2 separate regions of the Homo sapiens genome follow, and region 2 is linked to region 1. A link is a loop called in an ENCODE intact Hi-C map of the cell type or tissue named here. Cell type or tissue: Calu3. All regions are shown on one strand. Links, peaks and the distances in the headings refer to the core of each region. The heading gives the core; the rest is flanking DNA. Region 1 has its middle 21 kb from the start of MIR5702. Region 2 has its middle 76 kb from the start of MIR5702.

What was found. A loop is a pair of places that touch in the nucleus more often than their neighbours do. Peaks named below come from ENCODE experiments on the same cell type or tissue, not always from the same donor. Only the 100,000 strongest peaks of a DNase experiment are listed, where the experiment ranks them.
Region 2: a loop joins it to region 1, with 9 times the contacts of the local background. A loop is called at or near these places in 2 of 110 quality-filtered maps.

The regions. Positions count from the first base shown.
Region 1 is chr2:226,632,049-226,643,034 of GRCh38, reverse strand. No RefSeq gene overlaps it. Among named protein-coding and RNA genes, the nearest start is that of MIR5702, 21 kb to the left of the region's middle. In Calu3, for the core only: no CTCF peak of the experiment used is centred there; a DNase peak (open chromatin) is centred at 5,194.
Region 2 is chr2:226,576,948-226,587,933 of GRCh38, reverse strand. No RefSeq gene overlaps it. Among named protein-coding and RNA genes, the nearest start is that of MIR5702, 76 kb to the left of the region's middle. In Calu3, for the core only: no CTCF peak of the experiment used is centred there; DNase peaks (open chromatin) are centred at 6,713 and 8,883.

The sequences.
Region 1 (10,986 bases), core at 1,032-9,031:
ATCATCAAGTAGGAGGTGGTCAGATACTTTTTAACTAACTTTGCTTGATTTCACCTGTCATGTGGTGATAATGACTGCATTTGTCCCTCTGTAAGAAATTAATTAGAAAAGTTTTTTAAAACTTCATGTCTCCTCAGATATTCGTGACGGAGATTTAAGGTGGTGTTATTGTTGCTATTGATTTATTCCATGCTTTCTTTAATCTGGAGACACTCGGATCTATACTCATCACTCTTCTCTTTGCATGGCAGGATTCCCAGCATAATCAGCAGATTAGCAAACAGTGATGTTTGTGCAGAAATGAAAGTCACTCAGAAATAAAGTGACTATATAATTTGTTGTCCAAATTGGGACACATTTGAAAGTGAAGAGAAGACCTATTAATGGTTGTGTTGGCTCCACAGTGGGAACCAGGGCTATCCAGGACAAGTCAAGTTTTCCTGGTTCTGGCAGATGGGTATCAAGGTTGTTTCTGCCTTGTGACAGTCACCCCAAACTAGCTGCGTTGCTACTACATTGAAGCAATTGCAAGACTAATTGAATTTTGTGGTGTGTTTCTTTTTTTTTTTTTAACCCCTCTGTCATTCAGGCTGGAGTGCAGTGGTGTGATCTTGGCTCAGTGTAGCCTCTGCCTCCCGGGTTCAAGCAATTCTCCTGCCTCAGCCTCCCGAGTAGCTGGGATTACAGGGGCACGTCACCATGCCCAGTTAATTTTTGCATTTTTAGTAGAGACGGGGTTTCAACATGTTGCCCAGGCTGGTCTCGAACTTCTGAACTCAGGTGATCCACTCGCCTTGGCCTCCCAAAGTGCTGGGATTACAGGCATGAGCCGCTGCACCCGGCCAAGACTAATTGAATTTTGTATGCATGCTGCAGCATTCATTTAATGTGTATATTTCTTTACCTCTGTCTAAATGTGGCACTGTGTTGGCTAAATTAAGTATATTATGTTGAAGAGAAATTCCAGGCATAGCAGGAGAGACATTACATGATCTCTTAATCATGCAACTCACAATTTAATGATGGCCTCAGGTGCAGTACTATGGACTTATTTCGCCTGTGTTTCTGCCCTAAGCTCTCTGATGTTTCTCCAACCCTAGGGCAGCATGTCAGTCTTAAGAATTTTGTCTGAAAGATGACATAATCAGTTTTACTCTAGAATTCATTTACAATTTAATTGTAGAGTTCGAGAGAAATTTCTTTGCAAACAGAAGATGCATGAACGAACCACCAGAATTATTAATTCTATATATTTTTTATAAATTGATTTTCCTCATTTTGTTAGAAGTTGCCTCTCTAAGCACTTATAATGTCTTCAGTGATATAGTAATAACCATTGGGACAGTAAGTCTGCCTTTCATGAAAGGCAAATAAATCCAGAAAGAATTTGAAATAAAGAAGGATATTTAAACTGAATCACATATGAGATTGTTGCCTGTTTTCCAGATGGAAATCAGATGCCTTCTGATGAGCAATCACCCTGTGAACATCTTTTTCATAAATAAAAATGATCTTTTTGACCAATAATGTAAGAATCTCTTTTTGCCAGTTCCCATCGAGCAATAAAATACTGTGGCCTGAATCAAAGGCCTAACAATCACTTATAACAATGCTTTATAGCAAGTTTGGTTCATTAGGATATTGGGAAGAGAACAGAACATAAAAGAAAATCAGGTTCAAATCCATTCCTTGTCTTTTGCTGATCTCTGGCTTTAGATTAGTCACTATCACCATGGCCCTCAGTATTCTGACTTATATAAGTAGTTCTTTTATGGACCCAGTGAGATAACATGTGCCCAACATGTGTGTCCATGTGTGTCTGTGCATCTATATATGTCCATCTGGATATGTATCCAGGTGTGTCTATCTGGGTATAACTCTGGATATGTGCACAAAGAGTTAATTAACGTGGCTGGACATGGTGGCTCATGCCTGTAATTCCAGCACTTTGGGAGGCTGAGGTGGATGGATCACTTGAGGTCACAGGTTTGATATCAGCCTGGCCAACATGGCAAAACCCTGTCTCTACTAAAAATACAAAAATTAGCTGGGTATGGTAGTGCACGCCTGTAATCCCAGCTACTAGGGAGGTGGAGGCAGGAGAATTGCTTGATTCCAGGAGGCGGAGGTTGCAGTGAGCTGAGATGGCACCACTGCACTTCAGCCTGGGTGACAGAGCGAGACTCTGTCCAAAAGAAAAATACCACAAGAGTAAACATTTTCTTGACATCCCTAGCATGCATACTTATATATAATAAATATTGATTCACTGAAGAAATGGTATTAACTAGAAGATAATTGATCGTTTTAATGTCAATTCATTTAGCATCGTATTCTACATGTGTTGTACCTTCCATCTCTCCTATTCCAGCTGAGCCTAAAGGTAGAAACATGAATGATGAATAGAGTCAGGACACTTCCACAATTCTTCAGTTTTTTCAGGATCCATTTTCTATTTATGTGTTTGTTCCTCCCCTCACCCCAGCATCTAGTACATGGGCAGATCACTATGAATCTCTGTGGCTTTGCTACTCAGGATCAGCAACATCTGGGGACTTGTTAAAAATGAAGAATCTTGGACCCTACCTTAGCTTTACTGAATAAGAATCTCTGTTTTAACTAGATCTAAGTGATTCAAGTGAACAGTCACATCTGACAAGCTCTGCTGCAAGAATACTAGAGGAAACGATACCTGTCAGGCATATTCTGGGAACTCACAATTTAATCAGGAGACAAAAATGTACACAGATAGCTGGTATGGATCTCAGTCCACCAGCCTTGGTATGCACAAAATTTGATTTTATTTTTTCTACAACTCAATTTAATTTGTTTCCAGTTTTATTCTGCTGGTATGATGGAAACTACTTCGAATAATCTAAAGCTTCCCTCTCTCTCTTCTGGTACAATAGCAAGGTGTTGGGATCAAGGGACAATGAGCTCATCTATTCCTCTATTCATTGTGGTATCCTCTGGGACTTGCATGGGCTGCCTGGTCCTTGATTGCCCATGGATTGTGATCATCTTATTCTTTTCCTTTTGGGCCTCTTTAAGTCTAATAACTGAGGGACTGTAACCTTGATGCCGGGCTGGAACATGGGGATTTCAGTGAGGCTTCCCATGGCCCTGTCACCTGGACACAGCCCGCAAGGGCCTGTCCAACAATTAGAACAGGAGAGTGTTTTCATGTGTATGTCCTTGTGTGTGTGTCCTGGGTGTCCATGGGTATCCATGTCTGTGGCTATTTGCATATGTGTGTCCATGTGTGTCTGTGTATGTATCTGTGTTTGTGTGTCCATGTGTTTTTGTGCCTATATATGTGTCCATGTGTGTATGTGTGTCCATGTCTATCTGTATGTGTGCTCATGTATATATGTTCATGTGTGTCTCTATGTGTGGCTTTCCGTATATGTCTGTGTGTGCCATTTGTATAAATATGTTTGAGTGTGCATGTGTGTCTATGTGTCTGTGTGTCTCTGTGTCTAGCTGTATATTTGTGTTTATATATATCTCTGTGCCTGTGTATATGTGTCCATGTGTGTTGCTATGACCATACATGTCTCTGTGTGTCTATGTGTATAAGTGTGTCTATCTGTCTGTGTGACCATATGTGTCTGGGTCTCTGTGACCATGTGTGTCTGTGTGGGGGGCGTTCTTCCTGAGACCCACTCAGGACTTTGCCCGCATAACTCTCTCCCTTATTCTTACCTCACCTCAGGAAACCTTTTCTACCCTCAGGGAACTCCTTCCCCCATTGATTTGTTCCATCTTCCCAGAAGCAGCCCTCTGCGGTGATGTCCACGTCAGAGGCACAAGCATGATCTCCGAGGGGCGGAAGTTCCTGGAGCCACACATGCCCAGGAGATTCTGCCACGCCAATTTCCTCGGGGGCAAGGGATTCTGAGCCTACTCTTTGCTTCTGTGGGGGAAAATTACCATGAGATAAAACCAAATAAGATAATGCTGCAAAAATATTATTCTGCTACATGAATGGAAGAACAACTAGAGATCAGTTACAAGGTGAGACATAACCTGGGGCCTGACTGTAGAAAGTAGCAGTCATGAATGAGCAAGCCACCCGTTTAGGAAGAGCAGCCCGGTGAGGCTCCATCTTTATTTAAGCAGTGAGGGCTGAGTGTCCCTCTGTGCGCATGTGGGCGTGGCTAGATCTTCGAGGAGGAATTCAAGATACCAGGGCTTCTGTGTGGGGCCGTGGGTGTGCTGATGCCCGCTCCTTGTGTACAGTCTTCACCAAGTTATCAACTTCAAGCTGCTGTCAAAAGTGAGGCTGTGTTGCCCCAGCTGGGGCGAGTCATTCAAGGGCTGCCTCGCTGAGCCACTTTTGTATATTTTATCCTCCCTCAGCAGACTACATGAAGGTTGTTTGGATATTCTGCTATTTCCTGTTCCTTTTGCAAGTCTTTTCCAATGGAAAACATACAAAAGGGTGAGAGGCATTAAGTATGGAACTAAATAAGATGCTGTTTAGCATATACACAGTCTCTGCTATTCACTCAGCAACTCTGAACTTGACTTTTCTGTTCTTTATTATTTTTTTTTTGTAAACAGGGTCTTGCTGTGTTGCCCAGGCTGGAGTACAGTGGTGTGATCACATGAACTCGAATTTTTAGTGCAGAAAAGGATTTCTTTATCTCTTTGTCTGTCTCTCTCTGTTTGTCTGCCTCTGCCACTTCACCTTGTATGATTATTGAATACTTTCCCAACCCAGTACTTGTGCTAATGGAATACTGTCCTGGAAGTATCATAAGTACTTCTTATGATAGTAGAATACAGTAATAGACCCCGGCATTGGGCCTCACTAAACTGTATTCCAATAGTGGCATGCAAATAACCATTCCCTCTTCCCTTCTTCATTCTTTGGGGACACTACATTCAGAGTGTCTTTTTCCTATAATTATAACTAATTAACTTAAATAGGAAAATTTTTTCTGATATGCCTGCATTTCTAGATGAAACAATAAATAGGCACAGGTTGTGGAGGTTGTGGTGATGAGTCTTGTAAGAAATTGTAAACTGGTATCAGTGTTGTGAGACACATAAGAGTCGCTGTCACCTGCGAGTAACTTTACAGGTTTTAAAGCACTTTTGTATATGTATCTGTGAATACATTCGAGCCTCACAACAATGCACTGAAATCGATAAAGCAGGTTTTTCTTGTTTTATGATGAGAAGATTGTGGGTCAGTGACTTGCCCATGGTCATACAAGTGGCAAAAGGTAGACTTGGAACTTTAGTCTAAGTCTTCTGATTCCAAGACCTCTGATGAACAATGTGTGTTAGACTAACATGGGCTTGTTTCCTTTTTTATTAAATTTAAATAGAGATGGGGTCTCGCTATGTTGGCCGGGTTGATCTTGAATTCCTGGCCTCAAGTAATCCTCCCACCTTGCCCTCCCAAAGTGCTGGGATTACAGGCATGAGTCACTGTGCCTGGCATGGTAACATAGGTTTATTTCTTCATACAAATTTTAATTGGATAAACATATGTAATTGGGTCTGCACAATACACTACTTTTGACAAGTTTAATGTCCTTAAATCCTAATAGATTGGTTCATAAGGTAGCTGGTGGGCACACCCACTGTTTTTGTCTTCTTAGCACACAATCCTCTCAACTCCTGATAACAAAACACTGATTTTCCTTTGGGGTCAAATTTTCCCTGTTATTTGCAGATTTGGTAGGACAGTGTCCCGACCCCTCACTGGCCCAGGGCTGGGCAGAATTGCTCAATTAGACTCTCTCTCTTGAGAATTTGAATCCTCAGCTGAGTGGCTTGATGGAAAATTGTCCCCATTCTATGACAGAATCCCCCCGAGACTGCCTACTAGTTTCTGCTGCTCAGATCTTTTGAGTTTTCTGGTTCTAATCCTTTCTGAGGTCTGTATGGTCAGATTTTTTTTTAATTCTATGAATTTCCCCATACTCTTTTGATGAATTTCTTTGTGATTAGCTTAGCCAGATTTATTTTAGTTGCTTATACTAAAATATGCCTAACTTATGTAGGAATTATGAAAGTAAAGTAGAAACAAGAAGTGTGTGTGCATGTGTGCAAGCACGCGTGTGTGTGAGATTTACCTCTTGTCAGATATATTTCCTCCCTTCTCACTTTCATGGAAGGAGTAAACTTCCCTGCTCCTTTAATGTTGGACTTGACCATATGGCTTTCTTTGGCTTCATGGTGGATAGAAAGTATTTCACCACTCCTTTGGGCTTAGAATGTGATTTGCTTTGGCTAGTGGGATGTTAGCAGTTGTGACTCAACAAAGGCTGAAAATGCTCTTGTATGGTAAGTCCTGGGTTCTTGTACATCTGCTGTTTCCATGAAAGGAACATGACCAGGTTAGTTTGCAGGTTCCAGGAGGAGGGGAATGAGATACATTGTGCTGAGCCACCCAGCAGAGCTGCCCCAGCCTGGATAAGCAGACCCTGCCCCAGCAAATCTACAGATAATGTGAACTAAATAAATGTTTATTGTTGCTGTGTTAGGCCATATTTACTTGGCTATAGAGAAATATTTGAGACTGGGTAATTTTTAAGATAAGACGTTTAATTGGCTCATGGTTCTGCAGGCTGTACAGGAAGCATAGTGTTGGCATCTGCTTCTGGGGAGACCTCAGGAAGCTTGCAGTCATGGTGGAAAGCAAAGCAGGAGCTTGCACATCACATGGCCAGAGCAGGAGCAAGAGAAAGAGAGAGCTGGGGGGTAGCTGCCGCATTTTACAACAACCAGATCTTGAGAGAACTCACTCACTATTGCGAGAACAGCACCAAGCCACGAGGGATTTGCCCCCATGACTGAAACACCTCCCGCTAGGTCCCACCTCCAACATTGGGGATTATAATTCAACATGAGATTTGAAGAAGACATCCAAACTGTATCCGTTGCAAACCACTGAGGTTTTTTAAAGCTGTTCATTATGCAAGATTTCTGTACCAATTGCAAATGAATATAGAAATTTGGATTAACAAGTGGTATGCTGGCTATAAGTAAAACCTAAATTATATGGGACTAGGTGGTGGTATAGGTTGGTAAAATACTGAAGAAACCATCATAGCAGCCTGCAAAAGGGATGACCCATGTTCTGTAACTGTGGTAAACTGGAAGGTAGCTATGTAACCAATGAACTTGTGGACTTGGGCAAGATGGTTTCTATGAGAATGTTGGAGTATTGGCTGGCTTCTTTTAGCCAGCTAATATATAATATTAGCTGTATGATATCGTGAGCTCAGAAAATGACCAGCTGGCCTGCAAATAGAATTTCAAGGGACTGTAGAAATCCCAGAACTTGCTGGTTTAGAAAAACATGAGTTTCTCAGACCATCTCTCCATTCAGTAGGAGATTCTTAAATGAAGATACAGTCTGACCACAGAGGTCAAGTTCCGGTACCCCAGCAAGACATGGGCTCTCACTCTAAACTTTGCTCCAAGGCTTAAAGACCAAAGCAAAAGTTGGGCTGTTAACAACTTTTAAAAACCTGTGGAAGGAATAAAATGGCAACTAGAATACCCTTTCAGTCAGACGAAAGGTATCTTAGAAAGCTTATGGATGTCTGTGGTCCCACAGCAGCCTCAGACTCCACTGCCAAGAGTGAAGTCCAGAGATAGAGGCATGTGTTAAAAATAATGGTGGGCGTGGCTTTTGGAATATGAAATAGACAGGAGTAGTTAACAGTATGCAAGAATAGCAGACATTTATTCATCTAAAGATAGTTTTAAAATTTTTAAACAAGGAAATTAAAAAAAAACTCAGAATGACTAAGTAACTAAAACCTGGATATTCACCACATGAAAATCTGCCCTGAGAAAATGCGCAATAAAAAAATAGGAATTCTAATATGATGATATGTAAATCAGAATGAAATGTCAGATATTTCGCTTCCAAGCCAGGAATGAGTTGAGATGACTGCAGCTGTTAGTGGACTATAAGCCCAGAAGTCTTGCCATGATAAAAGGCAAGTATCAATGATGCAGGGAGATATTCACAATGCATGTGATAAATATCAGGAAACAAAATCAGAGTAAGAAGCCCAGAATTAGAGACCAATGAAATAACAGCAGTTCTACTGAGAGCTTTGAAACTGAAGAGAAAATGTTGAAACCCAAGGAAGATGGAAAATTTAAGTTGGCTAAAATGAGTCTATTGTGCCTTGATTTTAGTTTAGTTCTTAACTTTGTATTCCCTAACCACCAAAATTTACAGAGTTAAAAATGGGATTAATATTCTAATATCATAAGCAAAATAATGGTAAGAATGACAAAAGTTGATTTGGCTATCTTTATCTTTCGCCAGTAAAAATTAGAACTACTTTTCCAAAATCTTTACATGATATAGTTGAGTGAACTTGGCCCGTTTTTAGTAGAGATAAAGAATTTTTTTAACCTCTATTTTCTCAAACTGTCTTTTCTTTAGTGGGATCTTTTCCTTGTTCATAGACAAGTCTCTAGAAATGTACTGTACAGTATGGTAGCCACTAGCCACGTGTGGCCATTAAAATTTTAAAAAATTAAAAATTCAGTTTCTTATGTACACACTAGCCACATTTTAGGCCCTTAGTAGTCACATGTGGCTAGTGGCTATCATATTGGACAGTGCAGATATGCAATGTTTCTACATAACAGAAAGTTCTAGTGAATAACACCCTTTGAGAACCTCATACTGTGCTTTTGATATCATAAGTGTCTCATAAATATTTTTCAACTAAAATTATTACAACTGGTTGCATTTTTCAACATCTCAGAGAAATATGCAGATGATCTTATGCCAAGAGACTGTCACTACCAAGGGAATGAGTGCAGAAAGAGAAGAAGAGAGGGCTGAGAACTGGTCTAGGGACACCCTGACATTAACCAGTTAGAGAGGAGGAAGCAGCCAGGAGGACTGTGAAGGAGCAAGTGCAGCAGGAGGAAAGATGGAGAGGAGAAGAGTGTGTGCTGAAAGCCCAGAGAGGCCAGGTGTCAGGGAAAAAGTTCTGCCGATAGGTCAAATAAGGGGAGGACTGGGGATTTACCATTTCTGGTTTCATTTTTTAATAGTTTTACTGTCACAAAAAGCAATATATTTATACTTCTCTTCGTTTCATCAAATATATCAGCATTGATTTCTGCTCTTAAAGATAAGGATTTGTCCTATGTATATTCACCTTTTTTTGATTTAACCTCTTCTTTATAGGTTCTGTTATTTTTCGTTCATGATAACTCGTGTTATTTTATGCACTTTGCTTATGCTTATATCTCTATTTCTTGATTTTCTTTCTTTTTTTTTTTTTTCTGAGACAGAGTCTAACTCTGTCACCCAGGCTGGAGTACAGTGGTGCAATTTCGGCTCACTGCAACCTCCGCCTCCCAGGTTCATGTGATTCTCCTGCCTCAGCCTCCTGAGTAGCTGGGATTATAGGCATGTGCCACCACGCCTGGCTAATTTTTGTATTTTTATTAGAGATGGGATTTCACCATGTTGGTCAGGCTGGTCTCGAACTCCTGACCTCATGATCTGCCTACCTCGGCCTCCCAAAGTGCTGGGATTACAGGCGTGAGCCACCATGCCTGGCCAATTTTATTTCTTAATTCTTCAATTTGAGGTGGTATTTCTTTGACTCCTAACTACATAGGTGGAGGAAATTAGCCTCCTATACATCAGGTAACCGTCTCTCTTCTGACTGCTGACTTCTGTCAGTTCTGTCTTTCCATTTATGTTAATGATGTAAATGTTTAACATTTACATCATGTTCTGTAAATGTAATTAAGTCTCTTGTATTCTTCTGTGTCTATAGGTTGACTGTAAAAATGGAAAACCAATAAATATAAATCATGATGTTATAATAAGTTTTTGCTGAACTAAGACTTATGATTGTCAATTTGTCTATTTGATGAAAGTGGCACTTTACTTTGGGGAATCATAAAAATATAGTACTTACCTTACACATTTAAATGCGTGTTTATTTGCCCATATTTGAATGTAAGGCCGGGGATCTTTTCTTTGAGCAGATCTAATAATCACTGTGAGAGATTTGGAACAATGGAGTCTCAGTATCTCACTGAAGCAGGCTGTGCTTAGAACAATATATTTTGAGTGACTATAATGCCAGATTCCATGAATAAATAACATTGTCCTATAATTGACATATGAAATGACATGAAAGGAAAGTTTGTCTGAAAAATTCCTTTGGTGTATAATTATAATATTACATTCCTAGAGTAAGCACTGTGTTAATAACATTGATTAAATAAATATGCATAATTGAACACAGCTATTGCTTTTATGCTACAAAAAAACCCATTTCTTGCCATTAAGCACTGGCAAATAATAATGAAAATGACAACTAAAACTAAAGCGATAAAAATGCATATCATCTGCAAAATAACTGTACCATTTACACATATATGGCAAATTCCTCTGCACATAAAATTTCTTTATTGGCCTTCTGCAGCATTCTTCTTGTGGTGGTTTTAGTCCCCCCACAACCTAAATTCTCATCTTAAAGGTGAAGAAATTGCTTTTAATAATTGGTGGGTGAGTTTTTGCTGCTTGCCACTCAAACAGGTTTGGAGGTAGATTCCAGGTTTAGCAACTGATGTTCTGGGCAGCTTTCAAGTATTCTCATCTCCATGTGGTTTATTTTTCATCTCTGGGCTCAGTGTAATATTATTTGATGAGAACTTTTTTTAAGTGCTACTATTAGGACAGAAAATGAATTCATGAATCCTTCTGGAGTCTTGTTATTTATAAGTGATAATTCGGTGCAACCATTAGAGCCCTAAGTATATTTTTATGTACAAAAAAACACCTGGTTTCCCAATACCCAGAAGTATACTTTGTTAACATTGTCTCCTATTTGCCTCTGGTCTTTGTTTTTTTTTTTTATATAAAAGAAATAAAATGGCCTCAGTTCTTTTTAATAAAATTTTACACATATAAACTAAGAACAAAGAACTGTTTTGACAGTGTAGAGTTCTAAGAAAAAGAGGCCC
Region 2 (10,986 bases), core at 927-8,926, 55 kb after region 1:
ACAAAATCAATGTGCAAAAATTGCTAGCATTCCAATACACCAATAACAGGCAAACAGAGAGCCAAATCATGAATGAACTCCCATTCACAATGCTACGGATAGAATAAAATATCTAGGAATACAGCTAACAAGGGAAGTGAAGGACCTTTTCAAGGAGAACTACAAATCACTGCTCAAAGAAATCAGAGAGGACCCAAACAAATGGAAAAACATTCCACACTCATGGATAGGAAGAATTGATACCGTGAAAATGGCCATACTGCCCAAAGTACTTTATAGATTCAATGCTATTTCCATTAAACTAACATTAACATTCTTCACAGAATTAGAAAAAGTTATTTTAAAATTCATATGGAACCAAAAAAGAGCCAAAATAGCCAAGACAATCCTAAGCAAAAAGAATAAAGCTGGAGGCATCATGCTAACTGACTTCAAACTATACTACAAGGCTATAGTAATCAAAACAGCATGGTACTGGTACAAGAACAGACACATAGACCAATGGAACAGAATAGAGCAGTCAGAAATAAGACCACACACCTACAGTCAACTGATTTTTTATAACGTTGACAAAAACAAGCAATGGGGAAAGGATCCTCTATTTAATAAATGTTGCTGTGTGAACTGGCTAGCCATATACAGAAAATTGAAACTGAACCCCTTCCTTATACCATATACAAAAATTAACTCTAGATGGATTAAAGACTTAAATCTAAAACCCAAAATTAGAAGAAAATCTAGGCAATACCATTCAGGACATAGGCATGGGCAAAGATTTGATGAGGAAAATGCCAAAAGTAATTGCAACAAAAGCAAAAATTGACAAATTGGATCTAATTAAACTAAAGAGCTTCTGCACAGCAAAAGAAACTATCATCAGACTGAACAGACAACTTACATAATGGGAGAAAATTTCTGCAATCTATCCATCTGACAAAGGTCTAATATCCAGAGTCTACAAGGAACTTAAATAAATTTATAAAAAACAAAGCAAAACAAAACCACACACAACCCCATTAAAAAGTGGGCAAAGGGCATGGACAGACACTGCTCAAAAGAAGACATTCACACCAACAAACATATGAAAAAAGCTCAACATCACTGATAATTAGAGAAATACAAATCAAAACTACAATGAGATACCATCTCATACTTGTCAGAATGGCTGTTACTAAAAAGTAAAAAAACAACAGATGTTAGCAGGGTTGCGGAGAAAAAAGAATGCTTTTGCACTGTTGGTAGGGGTGTAAGTTAGTTTAACCATTGTGGAAGATAGTGTGGTGATTCCTCAAAGACCTAGAGGCAGAAATACCATTTGACCCAGCAATCCCATTACTGGATATATACCCAAAGGAATATAAATCATTCTGTTATAAAGATACATGCTTGTGTAAGTTCACTGAAGCACTGTTCACAATAGCAAAGCATGGAATCAACCTAAATGCCCATCAGTGATAGACTGGATAAAGAAAATGTGGTACATATAAACCATGGAAATTACTATGTAGCCATAAAAAGAAATGAGGTCACGTCCTTTGTAGGGACATGTATAGAGTTGGAAGCCACTATCCTCAGCAAACTAATGCAGGAACAGAAAACCAAACACCTCATGTTCTCACTTATAAGTGGGAGCTGAATGACGAGAACACATGGACACATGGGGGGAAGAACACACACTGAGGTCTGTTGGAGGTGAGTGTTGTGGGAGGGAGAGCATCAGGAAGAATAGCTATTGGATGCTGGGCTTAACATCTAGGAGATGGGATGATCTGCGCAGCAAACCAACGTGGCACATGTCTACCCATGTAACGAAACTGCACATCTGGCACATGTACCCCTGAACTTAAACTAACAGTTGAAAAAAAATACTTGGTATCTTACTTCGAAATTTTAGAATATTTTAAAAGAGTTCTTAAAAAAGATTTGAATGTTCTGTTAAGTTCCACTGAAACAAAAGAATTATGTTTTCTAGATCAGTTTCTAAATCTACTGGAAATAATCAGATCTATTTTCACACATTTGTAAGCAAATAAACAAATAAAAGCAGAATGATGAAATAACCAGATTTATTAACCTATGTATGTTTGGCCCCCATGGTCTGGATTCTGTTCTTCTGCAGAACTGTTTTCTCCTTGATCATCTAGTGATTTCTGGTGTAGTGGATTTTTTTTTTTCTAACAGATTTGGTTTTAATGAACTCAGGAACAACGAGGATTATTTGGATTAAAGCTTATTTATCTTCTTCTCTAATTATATTTTTAGAAGGGGACATGGGGTCACTAAATGTGTCTTTCCTAATACTACATTATCTCTCTCTTCCAGAATATCTCCTCAATGTGACTTTTTTTTGGGTTGGAGGTGGTGGTGAGGAGGTGGGGCTTGGGAGAAGAGCTCTTACTAAGTGCTTACTTACTCCCTTATTTTCAATGTGTGGGCTACATGCTTCCCTGTGCTGATCCTGCCAAATTCTGTGCAGAGCTCTTTGATCTCTTCTTGCTGCCTTATATGGGTGTGGGAAGGATGAATTAATTAACACTTATAAAGAGCTTTGAAGATGAAAGTGCTTTGTTAGTGCCACCACATTTCTAGGCTTCTCCCTGTCTCTAGATTTTACTATGTCATGGTCCTCCCTACCTTTCACCCCGGGGCAGACACTGTTTGAACTTGTAGGGATAGTTCACTGGACTTCTAAAGAAAGAGGCCTAGGTTTTGCAATGGAGAATGAAATAGTTCCAATGGAAGCATTCTCATTTTCCTGGACTTGCCAAAACATAGCCAGCCCATTTTAGATCAAACTTCTTACTTAACTTTAGATATTTTTTTTTTTTTTTGAGGTGGGGAGCATTGCAGATGTGTAATGGATTTACACTCCAAACCTTTGTATAACCCAGAATCCCTTTTCCACCATGAGAAAATGTTCAAGTCAGTCATTTTCAGTAAAACCTACTCACTGTTCCCACCCTGGCTGAGCAGAACGCTGGCCTCAGTCATTGTCTCCTGAGATCAGCACCTCTTCTCACTGAGGTTCTAGCCATACTTTTCTGTCTCACTGGAATCTCACATCTTTATAATATCTCTGCTCACTTTTTCTTTAAACCACATAGAGAAAATTACTGTGTCAACATTTTTCCAGTTTGAATGCCTATTCTTATACCAACACACTACCCAGACAGTGGATTGATCACTGATGGGCTCTGGAATGTGGATTTGGTTGACACAAAGATATGACCATAGACTCCACCAAAGATTGTCATGTGAGCGTGGCTCCTCTATGACAGAACCATGAAGTCTAATGCCTTTCCCACTCATGCCTGTAAGCGCTGAGACCAGCCTCAAGGCATTAGTGATCTGTCACTGTCCTGATCTGTCACTACTTTTTTGGATTGACCTGAAATAGCTTTTTGTAAGGGGAAGGATGGAGAACCTTTGCGAAAATTGCGAAGACAGGTAGAATCCAAACCAAATGAGGGCTATATTTCTTCATTTTCAGAGACAGTGGTGAAGATTTGTAAATAGATGGTGTGGCCAAATAAAGTATTGCTTTAGTACATTCTACCTTTATGAAAATGACTCCTTAGTTTGGCATTGCTAAGTGAGTGTTCAGATTTGAGATTTTGCCTGTTTTATTTGTTCTAAAATTTTGTTCAAAAAGAAACTACTTTTTTACATCGTTACGTCATCCCTTATACTCCCTTCTGTTTTCTTCCTTGGTTTAAAAAAACTTTATAGAATTATTATTATGATCATTACTATTTACAGAGCACCTGTAACATGCCAGGCATATACTAGATGCTTTTCTTCCAGTATTTCATTTAATTCTCACTACAGTTATCTGAAGTAGATTTGACTAGTTCCATTTTATTAATGGGAAAAATGAAGGCTTAGAAAAGTTACTAATTTGCCCATGGAGCTTGTAAATGGCAAGACTGAGATCTAAACCCAGGCCAGAGTGAATCCAGAGTCCATGCCCAGAGTCCACGCTCCAGCTAATATTCTACCCTCTCAAAGACTATGTTTACTGTAGCAGTAGAAAGTGTATTCTCCTCTGATGCATAAAATGCAGGAAGGACTTTACAATCCACTCCAATGAGTCATCTAGCATAGTGGAAATTCTTCAAGATTTTTCTAGCTGATTTTCTAGTCAGTACACTGAGTACTGGCTGGGGTGATGTTGAAGAAGCTTCTTAACCTCTTTGAGGTTCAATATCTCCACTTCTAAAATGGGGCTAATGATAATACCCAGCACATGGGAATTTTGCTATGTGATTATATACATGCAATGGATGGTGAATGGTGAGTTGCTAAGTCAATGCTGTTAGTAAGCAACTGCGTTATTCTTGATGAGAGATCATGAAACTCTGAACTAAAGACACCTGAAAGGAGGCAACATATATGAGAGAAACTCCTTGGGAAAAGGACGTGAATGAAAGAGAGGACTTCAACATGAAGCATCACTGGGAGGTAGAGGCAATTTAACTGAGGCAAGAATCACAGGACAAGGGACAGGCTTGTCGGGGGGAGGCGGATAAAGACTTCAGTTTGGAACACTTGGGTTTGAGGTGATGGGAGAATTTTTATGTAGATATGCTTACCAGGACTTTGCCAAATAACACACTTCTCCTCAAATTCTTGCTCCAGTTGGCTCTTGGTGAAACTCAACCCAAAACACTGAGTAACCCAATCAATAGCTCTATCTTGCTCTTGAGTGGATAAGATACATGCAAGATTTCACTTGATATTGGTCTGAGCAGTGTTCATTCACTGGCACTAGTAACTCAACCAGCATTAAATCATTCCATAGCTGAGAAGAAGTTTGATCAAAAGGACAGAAGATAGAGTTAAAGATGTGGGTTTAGGTGCCAAAAGCAGAAAGAAGATATTTTGAGATATCAAAGTGGATGAGAATGTCAAGGAGGAGAATACAAAGTCAGAAGCAAATTCTAGTTAGAGAGTCTTGTGAAAGCCTACATGTAAAGAACAGGCATTTAAAGGAAATCCAGAGAAGACAAAAGGCAGAGAAAAACTAGGGAATGAATTTCAGAACAAACAAGGGAGAAGAGTTTCAAGTAAAGGTTGACATCAGTGTTGAGTTCTGCAGGGATGACAAGGATCAAAGGACTGTGAATTTGCAATTACGAGAGTGTTGGAAACGTCTGAGAAAAGAGTTTATGAAGAGTAGTGAGAGCTGAAGCTGCATTTCAAAGGGCTATTGAAATACCGGGGCCAGGGAATGAGCTCTACTCAGTCCAATCTCAAGTGAAATCTTGGGCATATCTTATCCATTCAGGAGCAGGAGGGACCACTTGGTTGGGTTGCTCAGTGTCTTGAGTTGAGTCTCACCAAAAGCTGACTCCGGTCAGGATTTGGTGAGGAGTAGTGTATTTGGGAGGTGATGCCAGGAAGAACCAAGAGAAGAATGGGGACTTGAGGCAGAGAAGGGAAAAAACAATACAGGATGTTAATGATTAAGTTGATATGGGCATTTGGGGCTCATTTCTGCTGGGGACATCTTGGAGACGATATAAAATATGCCTTGGACATGAGCCCTTTGAGCAGTCAGGTAACTGAAAGTGTTTATCCTCCAATTCTTGCTTGTATTGACTAAGGGTTGTTCTCAGAGTGTCAACCCTGGCCCCTCTGACCTAGCCTGTGTCTGCAGAGTGCAAAAAACGAAAAAAACAAAAAACAAAACAAAACAAAAAAACACCACAGATAGGGTTACAAATGCATGCAATACAAAGCTGTTAGTGTTTATGGTGAGTGCAGAGGGAAGTGGCCAGGTTCTGCTATAATTAGGGATGGAAACAAGGAAGGAAGAGACTAAGGAAAGCAAAGGACTGAGAGATTAACATTTACTGAGTGCCGAATATGCACGGGATACTGCATATGTTAGCATGTGTGTGTGTTTCAGCCTCACGTAGTCCTCATGATTTCCATTTGAAGAAACTGAAATTCAGAGAGATTAACTTTGCAATGAGCAACAGAGACCCAGTTCTTTATTAGGTCACCTAAAGATCAAGCTACTCCACCATTCAGCAAGTAAATGTGGGGTGTTAATGTGGGCATAGTCAAAATAGTGGCCTGTGGTGTGTTTGGACAGATCATCTCATCGGAATGGTGCTCTTTGTTTCTGAATTTGTGCTTTCATTCCTTCCCTCATTTGGAAGGAGTAATTAATAGCTTGGTTTTAAAAAGATCCCCTGCAGGTTTACGGGCTGCACATGGAAATCAAAATAACTAAAAGAATAATGAAATTGTGTTAACAAAGGATATTATTATCTCTTCTAATTATTTATGTTGTTAGAAATTTGAACATAAGATTTGCTATGATTATCCTGGAATGCTGAAAATGGAAATTACTTGTCGATGTACTCATCCTGTCCCACTAAGGTGTCCCTCTCTACCCTTTCCTTGTGTTCTTCCTGGAGCTGCATTCGTCCTGTCTACTACCTGGGCTCCAGATTTCTTTCCTACCCAGCATCTGCCTTAAGGTTCTGACTGATAACACTCTGATTAACTTTGTCCTTCCTGGTTGAAACCTGTTTCTCTTCCTACTCATCTTTTCAGACCTTTTGCTTAAAAATCTCTTTCTTTATCTCCTCAATTAATCATGCAGTGGAGGCAGTTGTTGTGTTGCTTCTGGCTTTCTTCTGCCTCCCTTGATACCTCTCTCTTTGGTCCTAACCTTCGGACTCTTGGCACCACCCCAGCTAATCTGATAAAGATCATTCTGGTGAATGCTCTCCATGGGGAAGACTAGAGCAGCAGGGGGCCCTCCAAGCCCCTCCTTCCCAGGCAGAGTCTCTTTGTAAATTGTTGTTTTGTGTTAATGATTTTCCAGTTTTGGTTTCATATTTTTAAAATGGAGGATATAAACATAACAGCAAAGAAGCTTCTGAAAAAAAGAATAGAAACAAATACGCTAATCAATTGCACCACCCTGACAATAGCTGCTTTCTTTGTGCTTATTCTTTGCAAGTCTTTATTCTAGTGTGTAGTTCTGATTTCTGCATTTTAAAGTTAATATTATTTCAGGATCACTTAAAATCTATTTCTAAACAAACATCATAATTATCAATTTTAATGACCAGTTAATATTCCATTGTGTTGGTGGCACCAGGTTTAACAATTCTCTTTGTAAAAATCAGTTTTTAATTCTCTAGGATAAATGCCTAAGAGTGCAATTGTTGGGCTGTATGATAAATCTATTTTTAGTTCTAAAGGAAACTGGCAAACTATTTTCCAGAGTGGCTGTAGTGTTTTACATTCCCAGTAGCAATGCATGAGTGATCCAGTTATGTCAGAGGTATCTGAACCAGCGTGACTCCATCTTGAATAGGGGCTGGGTAAAATAAGGATAAGCCCTACTGGGCTGCATTCCCAGGAGGTTAGGCATTCTAAGTCATAGGATGAGATAGGAGGTTGGCACAAGATACAGGTCACAAAGACCTTGCTGAGAAAAAAGCATGCATGAAGAAGCTGGCCAGAACCCACCAAAACCAAGATGGTGATGGAAGTGACCTCTGGTGGTCCTTACTGCTCATTATACGCGCACCGTAATGCATTAGCATGCTGAAAGACACTCCCACCAGCGCCATGACCATTTACAGATGCTATGGCAATGTCAGGAAGTTACCCTCTATGGTCTAAAAAGGGGAGGAACCCTCAGGTTCAGGAATTGCCCACCCCTTTCCCTGAAAACTCCTGAATAATCCACCCCTTTTTTAGCATATAATTAAGAAATAACTATTAGTATTATTAGTTGATCAGCCCACGCCGCTGCTCTGCCTATGGAGTAGACGTTCTTTATTCCTTTACTTTCTTAATAAACTTGCTTTGACTTTACTTTATGGATTTGCCTCAAATTCTTTCTTGTATGAAATCCAAGAACCCTCTCTTGGGGTCTGGATTGGGACCCCTTTCTGGTAACTGTTTCTCCACATTCTCATCAGCATTTGATATTTGTTCAAATTGCTATTGTTTATTTTATTTATTCTAATGGGCTTGTCTGCAATAGTCTCAGATGAAGCTTGTTGTTTCATCAAAATTATTAATAGTGCTTCTTCCACTCTTAAAGTTGCCAGTTTCCTCAATACAGTATATGGTCATCACGCTAGAGCACATTATATACATGGCCACCTACTTTGCCTATACCACTACATTTATATATCTTTGTGGTTTTAACGTGCATTTCCCTGATGACTAATGATGTTGAACATATTTTCATGAGCTTATTTGTCATCTGTGTATCCTCTTCAGTGAACTGTTTTTTTTGCCCACTTTTAAAATTGGATTGTTGTTTTTTTCATGTTGAGTTTTGAGAGTTGTTACAACATAATTTGTCTGTTAGATATGTAATTTGCAAATATTTCTTCCATTCCATAATGTGTCTCAAACATGCTCTTTTGCAAGGCAAAAATTTACCCTTTTTTCTCTTTTATTGGTCATGTTTTTGTTGTCAAATCTAAGAACTCCTTTTCTAGTTCTAAATCTGGAATATTTTCTTTTATTTTTTTCTAAAAGCTTTATAATTTCTATTATACATCTTAGCCTATGATCTATTTGGACTTAATTTTTGTACATGGTATAAGGTTTAGGTAAAGATTCATGCATCTTTCAAAAAATTTAGTGGAATCTCATTTAGAATAGGAGTAGGAATAATAAAGTAGAGGTATATGAGGGTTTTTTTAAGTATGGGTTTTATTTCTAATTTAAGGGATGACTATGATATTGGGTATCTCAAGTGCTGGGAAATTCAAACTCAGTATGAGGAAAGAGGACAACCTCAGCTCAATAGTAAGTGAGATATTTACAGGGCAGGTGGAAGTCCTCTCATAACCCACAGAGGGTGCAGACAACATGTCCTGGAGTGGTCTTGCACAATCCCAGATCACAATCATTCCACTGAAATTATTCATAGTGCCACTTCCCCCTTCCCCTGTCAAAGGGGCTTGATTTCTTCAACACAGAATATGGTCATCCAACTGGATCACATTATGTAAGTGGCCACCTGCTTTACCTATGCCTATCTGCTTTTTCCACGTCCCTATCTTAAAGGAAATGCCACAGACCCCCAAATTTTATGTAATTGTCTAAGAGATTAATTTGGTGCTTTAATTTCAGAAAAGTATAGAAATTTCTTGCTGGAAGGGATCTCAGGGATGCTTCAGACAAGCTAACATGTATCTAGCCCTTACTATGTGTCAGACACTGTTCTAAGAATTTTATGTGCAATGGTCAATTCTCACCGAAACCCTGAAAGGAAGTTTTATCATTTTCATTTCACAGACAATGCTATTGGGGGAATACAGAGGCTAAGCAACATGCCAAGGTTTTGTGGCTGGGGATTAGAAAGTCGTGATTCAACCTGGGCAAAGTGGCTCCAAGGACTATGCTTAACCACTGCCCCAGTCACTTCCTCTCCGTGGTGTCCTGCAAGTGTACCAAGAGAACCCAGCAAGGTTAATAAATTTAAAGTGGTGAGGGAGGACCCAACCCAAGTTCCTATATTGTAACAGCTATATCTGGCAAGTTAAATGGACTGTGGAATAATAAAACCCAAATATTTCTGTGTGTGGAAAACCTGGGGTCTGATAAAGGCTTGGGTTATATAGTCCAGGTACACATAAAAAGACCTTGGACAAGTCACTTAATGGACTTCAATTGCCTCATTACAGAGGGATAATGAAAATACCTAACTCATATGAGGTGTGAGTATCTAGGTCGGTGATGAATTTGGTGTTGTCTGAGTTACATATCAGAAAAATCATTCAAACAGTATTAAAATAGTGAACAGTACTTTAAAGCATTAATGTAGTGTGGTGTCCTGGGCTATGGCTGGCTGGTTGACTGTGTTTACAACTTGGTTTGAAAAGTCACGGTTCATTCTTTTTTTTTTTTTTTTTTTGAGACGGAGTCTCGCTCTGTGGCCCAGGCGGGAGTGCAGTGGCGCAATCTCGGCTCACTGCAAGCTCCGCCTCCCGGGTTCATGCCATTCTCCTGCCTCAGCCTCCCGAATAGCTGGGACTACAGGCGCCCGCCATCACGCCCGGCTAATTTTTTTGTATTTTTAGTAGAGACGGGGTTTCACCGTGTTAGCCAGGATGGTCTCGATCTCCTGACCTCGTGATCCGCCCGCCTCGGCCTCCCAAAGTGCTGGGATTACAAGCGTGAGCCACCGCGCCTGGCCGGTTCATTCTTTTGTATGTTTTTGCTGCTCAGAAATGAAGGCAAGAGCCTCCCTCTCATATTTCTCCTTCCATAGGTAAAGATATAATTGGCCCAGCCACAAAAGTCAAGAGAACCTGAAATGCCAGTTGATATCCAGGTTTCAACTTTATTCTGAAACAACTTTGCTCATAGTTTTTATCATATCCCTGAATGCAATAGACACTTGTGGCTCATTGGTAAGTTTCCCGTTTATAGCACATAACTAGAGGCTGCATAAGGAGACACCTGGTTATGACACTATAGAAGAAACTTCCGCAGAGTTTATGGGAGGCTGAATGAATGGGCTGGGTTATACGCCATTAAGTATGGAGTGATTTTTATCAGAACAATATATATTTCCTTCTATATAGACAGTGGCTGAGTGTTTCAAGTTATATAACTAGCTGTTCTGGAAGGGTTTGAAGAAAAACAACAGGGGATTCAGTTAAAGGTAAAAGAGATTTAACCATCCTTTCTAATCCAGCTCAAAATTAGGAGCAGAGAAAGGTGGAAAATGGAAAGAAACATATAAAGGTCATAGCTATTTTGATTATATTGATATTGTGGAAGGTGAAAATTTAGGGTATGGGGAAGCATTATGGATAAGCAGGGGCCACGTGATCTGGAGCCAAAGTACCCAGGGTGGTAGAGTAAGGGAAGTTAATGGGTGTGATGCCATTGAGGCCTCAGTGAAATCATCTGGTGTTCCGAGCGGGCGTCTGCTCCATTAGGGGCCTGTAGTGACTGCTATAAAGCTCAGTTATACTGCTCAGTTGT